2 separate regions of the Homo sapiens genome follow, and region 2 is linked to region 1. The links are chromatin contacts, found by Hi-C or POLR2A ChIA-PET in ENCODE. All regions are on one chromosome and are shown on one strand. Each heading gives the region's core, a stretch centred on a gene start or an enhancer-like site at or near the end of the contact. The rest is flanking DNA. Distances are from core to core; before and after follow the strand shown. Region 1 overlaps CREB5 (cAMP responsive element binding protein 5). Region 2 overlaps CREB5 (cAMP responsive element binding protein 5).

What was found. Hi-C counts contacts between places; a loop is a spot of excess contacts on that map. ChIA-PET counts read pairs that join two places held with the same protein, here RNA polymerase II (POLR2A). Pooled maps may share reads with other maps.
Region 2: a loop to region 1 is called in a map of cardiac septum, with 2.2 times the contacts of the local background. The contact joins two enhancer-like sites. A Hi-C loop is called at or near these places in 11 of 168 maps with a recorded cell type or tissue (MCF 10A, PC-3, Right ventricle myocardium inferior and 7 more) and 7 of 50 pooled maps. POLR2A ChIA-PET finds 5 or more read pairs at or near these places in 9 of 52 experiments (GM12878, H1, MCF 10A and 6 more).

Annotation. Positions count from the first base shown.
Region 1 is chr7:28,694,393-28,697,033 of GRCh38, reverse strand. All of the region lies in intron 5 of CREB5 (cAMP responsive element binding protein 5), which reads right to left. Among named protein-coding and RNA genes, the nearest start is that of TRIL, 260 kb to the left of the region's middle. Within about 2 kb of position 1,318, at least 2 of the 41 ENCODE cell types and tissues checked have a DNase peak (open chromatin) inside an H3K27ac peak, as active enhancers do; they include heart right ventricle, where a contact is called at or near this core.
Region 2 is chr7:28,731,038-28,733,678 of GRCh38, reverse strand. All of the region lies in intron 7 of CREB5 (cAMP responsive element binding protein 5), which reads right to left. Among named protein-coding and RNA genes, the nearest start is that of TRIL, 230 kb to the left of the region's middle. Within about 2 kb of position 1,349, at least 9 of the 41 ENCODE cell types and tissues checked have a DNase peak (open chromatin) inside an H3K27ac peak, as active enhancers do; they include heart right ventricle, where a contact is called at or near this core.

The DNA.
Region 1 (2,641 bases), core at 69-2,568:
TATGTGTGTATATAAATATATACACATGTATATATTTCCATGGGTATATATACACACAAATATATATATGTGTGTATAACACATATACACACATATATGTGAAGTATATATACACATATATGTGTGTATGTAATGTGAGTATGTGTGTATATACATTACACATTACATACACACATATACGTATGTGTATATATACGTATGTGTATGTATACGTATACGTATGTGTATATATACGTATACGTATACGTATGTGTATATATATGTATATGTGTGTATGTAGTGTGTGTATATGTGTATACATGTGTACATATGTATATATGTGTAGGTGTATATATATGTGTACATATATATGCATATGTGTGAGTATACTGGGCTGTGATACAGAATATATTTCCCACTATTGCTCATATCAAAAAAATTTAAAAACTACTATACAGAAAACCACATTTTCTTCCCGGATGGTTCAGCCAATAGTGGTTTTCAATTTGCCTCATTAAAGATCACGTGGCTGGAAAAACCCTATAAGATCCTTCTCACTTCAGTAGAAGAAATGGTACAAAACACTGGCCCATTTCAAAGGGAGCTTAAATACACAGCTCAGAAGAAACGAATGAAGAAAAAGAGGAGGAGGAGGACAGATAACTCTTTGAGAAAAGAAAGGGTCATATCCATCTTCCTATGCTTTACAAATGGCAGGAAGGATTTCTGATTTGCATTCAGTGCATCCGCACAGCTGAAGATGCAGACATATGAGCCCCAGCATAGTTCCACAGTGCATTTTCCAAGCACTTAACAATCATTAATTAGTTAGAAACATCCTTTCAAGGTCGGGAGGCACAATAGTTCATCTCCACACAACAGAGCTTTGGAGGCTCCCAGGCAGCCGAATGGTACGGCACCTGGGTAATGACTGTGGGAAGACTAATTGGGTTAACTGGCTGTGAAGAATCTTGTGAAAATGCTGCTCCACTGCACTGTCAGATGTCAGAGAAGGCCAGCGTCCTTTGTGCCTAACAGCTGAAAGCTGCCTCCATGGGAAAGGATGCAAAGTCATTAAAACAACTATGAATTACCCTTTGCTCTCTTTTTTTTCAGAATCATAATGAAGTGACAAGTTTTCTGTGGTCACAAAGTGCTGGAGTCTCTTTGGGATTAAAGTGCAAAGTGGGGCTGTTTGGGAATTGTGGTCTAAAACTGTTCCCTAGGTGGGGAGGAAGAGGGAGGAAGCAGTGTGTTCAGAGCCCAGAGGTCACATCCTGCAGGTGGGTGGGTGCTGGTTCTGGGGCAGCTTCCAAGCTCTGTCCTCATCAGACATGCACTCAGTGTAGCCAGGGCTCAGGCATGGAGAGGGAGGAGAGAAGAGAGTGGTGGGAAGCAAAGAGCTGGACTCCAGGACATTTACCCCAATGCTATTAGGGCCCACAACTTCTGGCCCACTAACTAGACCCCAGTGGGGCTGATGGCTGGAGGCAAAAAGCAAGCTATCTTGTGGCCTCTGCACCCCTCTCTCCAGACCAGAGGGAGGAGTCTCTGCACAGCTGCCTGAATGATTTCCAGAGTCTCAAGGGCCTGCCTGTTGGTTGCTCCCTCCCACCCCACCATCCCCAGGAGTCAGAATTCAAAAAGGGACTGCAAAGCATTAGCCTGGGCAATATGACAGAATTCCTGGCACCAGGAAGCTCACTGGCCTGGCAGGGCAGAAATGTGCTCCTCACCGCCTTAGAGCTTGGTCTGGGCACTGACACCAATGGTTTTATGATATAGAATAACTCTCTTCACATTTTTGGATGGCTTCAGTTTCCCTCCCTCCCTCCTGTCTAGCTCTGTGGCCCAGGCTGTAGTGCAATGGTGCCATCATGACTCACTGCAGCCTGGAACTACCGGGCTCAAGTGATCCTCCTGCTTCAGTCTCCCAAGTGGCTGGGACCACAGGTGCATGATACCATGCCCGGCTAATTTTTTAATTTTTTTTGTAGAGATGGGGTCTCCCTACATTGCTCAGACTAGCCTCAAACTCTCGGGCTCAAGCTATTCTCCCATCTTGGCCTCCCGAATTGCATGCTGTGATTACAAGAGTTAGCCATTGTGCCTGGCCTTTGATTTCTTAATCTGTAAGGTGAACGGGTTGGGTTGAAACATCAATCTTTAGGTTCTGGCTTCATCAGTGCATTTAGAATTATAAGACTGGGTCAGGCTAAGTAGCTCACGCCTATAACCCTGGCTACTCAGGAGGCTGAGGTGGGAGGATTGCTAGAGTCCAGGAATCTGAGACTAGCCTGGGCTACATAGGGATACCCAGTCTCCACAAAAAAATTAAAAACATAGCCAATGTGTAGTGGTGTGCACCTGTAGCTCCAGCTACTTCAGGAGGCTGAGGCAGGAAGACCATTTGACCCCAAGAGTTCGAGGCTGCAGTGAGCTGTGATTGTGTCACTGGGTGACAAAGCGAGACCCTGTCGCTAAAGAAAAATTTTAAAAAAAGAATTATAAGATGATTATTCTACTACTAAGGAAGTTCTGGATGGTGAGAGCAAATTCAAATCAAATGACGTTCCCTGTGACCTGTACACGTCACAGGGAGCTTCCTGCTTGCCCTCAGAGGAAGGAAATGGCAAAAAGCAGCCATGTACTGAACTAGGGC
Region 2 (2,641 bases), core at 100-2,599, 37 kb before region 1:
ATGGACAATGACAACACAGTAAAGCTCCATGAGGAAGAGACAAACAGTGCAAGTGGAGTCTGTCCTAGAAGAAGGCATGGCTCCTGCCCACCTGGGGAAGGCAAGAAGACTTCACAGGAAAGGTACATTTGAGCTGAGCCTTGACAAAAGGAGTGGAGTTTGCAGCAGCAAACAGGGATTGTATGCAAGTCTAGGCGGGGCAGCCAGAGGCAGCAAGAAGCCCTCAGGAAAATGCCGGGCTCCTGAGAGGGGGTCCTGGAGCGAGATCATGGTGTGCAGAGATGAGTGGAGGAGAAGGGGCTGGTAGGAACACTGGACCAAACTGAGGCTCAGGTACCTTGGAAACATGGGTGCAACATGTTCCTATGCAAGGTGCCAAAAGGGAGAAGGAAGTTCCAGAAAAGGGTGCATGTGAAACACTTTACCAGCTCTGAAATTCTACCCAAGTGTGCTCCTTACACCTCAGATCCTGGCTCTATTTTGAAATCAAGGTTACTGACTCGGCTCTCTGGTTGCACTTTTTAATCTCTGGAATACAAGGCCACAGTTGGATTAAAATCTCATCCTCCTTGAACACTTCTGTCCTGGGGACTGTGTATGCTGTTTTGAAATAAAAATAATTGAGGCATGCCTTTATTGTCTGGGACCTAAGTATCCTGTGAAGCTAATGATTCATCTTATTCACACTACAGCAATACAACAATCATTTAGTACAATCCAGCTTCTCAAACAAGCGATAAAAAGACAATTTTAAAAGGATACCAAAAGGGAAAACATACTCTTCGTAGTTTAAATTTCAAGATTGGATTCTTGGGTTTTAAGAAAAAAAAAAAAACAACCCTAAACCTTTAGGAAAACTTTGCCTCCTCTGTCTACCCGAATGCCCCACCTTCCATCCCTATCAAGGCACAAATTTCCAGATAGATCTTCTGTGCTTCCCACAAAAAAAAAAAAAAAAGCAAGACAGAGTCATCATCCCAAAGTGCAAAGCAAACTTTCATTATTAGCTGTGCTGGCAAAAATCTTGGAAGTGTAAGCTACAAACATTCCAAGAAAATGACCAAAATATATCTCTGCAAAGCAGAACTTCCCTGTAACAAGATTGTTAAATTTCCTTTTTTTTTCCTGGCTTTTCTGACACAGCTGAACTTATTCGCACAATGTTCCAAAGCAGACAGGGACACACGCGTGCTCACACGTCCACAAATACACAAGAAAGAGGCTCTTGAAAACTTTGTCTGAGAGGGGGTGTTCTGACCCAAACCATATGCAGTTTTTTTTGCCCAGATGCATCTGAATTCAGGCTCAGGAACATTAAACAAACATAAAAACAAGACCCAGCAATGCGCGTGCTGGGCTGGGTGACAGAGGCAGCTAGCAAATATTGGGATTGTATTTCACCAGTTGCCGTGGTTACCAAAACAGGGTGGATACTGGCAGAAAGAGAAAGAAATAAAACCGAGAAGACAATGAGTCCTAGGAGAATGTCTGAGTGTGTGTACAAGGAGCCGGTTGTGAGGGTGGAGAAGGTAGGGCCAAGAGAAAAGATGGAATGGAAAGGGGCGTTTCAAAACCCCTCTGTGCTTGTGTGAGCAGTGGGCTCATTCACCACTCCACACCCAGCATGATGTGGAGCTCTAGAACCCGAGGAAGACCCATGCAGGCACAAAGAAAACAGCGAGAAAACATGGGGATTTGGGTTGGTGACAAGCAAAACCAAGGCATTTTGTACTAGGTGCCAAGGGATGAAATCCTCAGCATGTATTCGTACGCTGGCTGGCAAATAAGCCAAGTCAAGACCACCAAGTCTCTGGAAGAATCATAGAGAATTGAGCCCATTCCTTCGGGGAATTTGATGATCAGCTTCAATTCCCAGTTGACATAGAAGGGAAAAGCTGATTGGCCTCTTTCACCCCTGTGTACTTCGCTTCAATAACCAAATTGCAGAAAATGCTTCATAAGCTATCACCTTAGAAAGGTCACTCTCACAGCAACCAGCGGATGACTTTCCCCATCAAACTTGATAGTATATACAGAGGGAAGTTCAACACACTTGAAAATCAGGAACCTGGGTTCTAATTCTCCTTCTTCCATTCATTAGCTTCTTGACCTTAGACAAGTTATTAACTTGAACTTCAGGCCTTTTTTTCTCAAAAGAAACGATTTTGCCAAAAGAATCCCCGAACTCCCTTCCTGTTTTGGAATTTGGTGATTCATAGGCAATTAATCATCTCTCAATTCTTGTTTTCAAGACACATAATCGAATGTATATTCTCGTGTATTTGGAGTTCTGATCAGGTCATGGAATACAAACTCTGTAAGAACTTATTCTTTTCTGTAGAAATATAAATAGATGGTTGCTAGCCCTTCTCTTATCAATGACCTCATAATCTAATCATTTACATTTTATTTTTAAGATGACATGATATATTCCTAAATTAAACTTTCTACAGTTTAAATGGGCAAAGTGGCAATGGCATATAAAACGTCATACTTCTAGCCAGCAGAAAGGAGATGGGGTTTCTGTTGGCTCTCAGTGTTAGTCTCAAAGTGCTATTGCTTTTAATTCTTTAATAACAATAGCTAAACTCAAATTCAGCACTTGTCTCAGCCAGACAGAGATTTAGAGAAGACTCCTCTC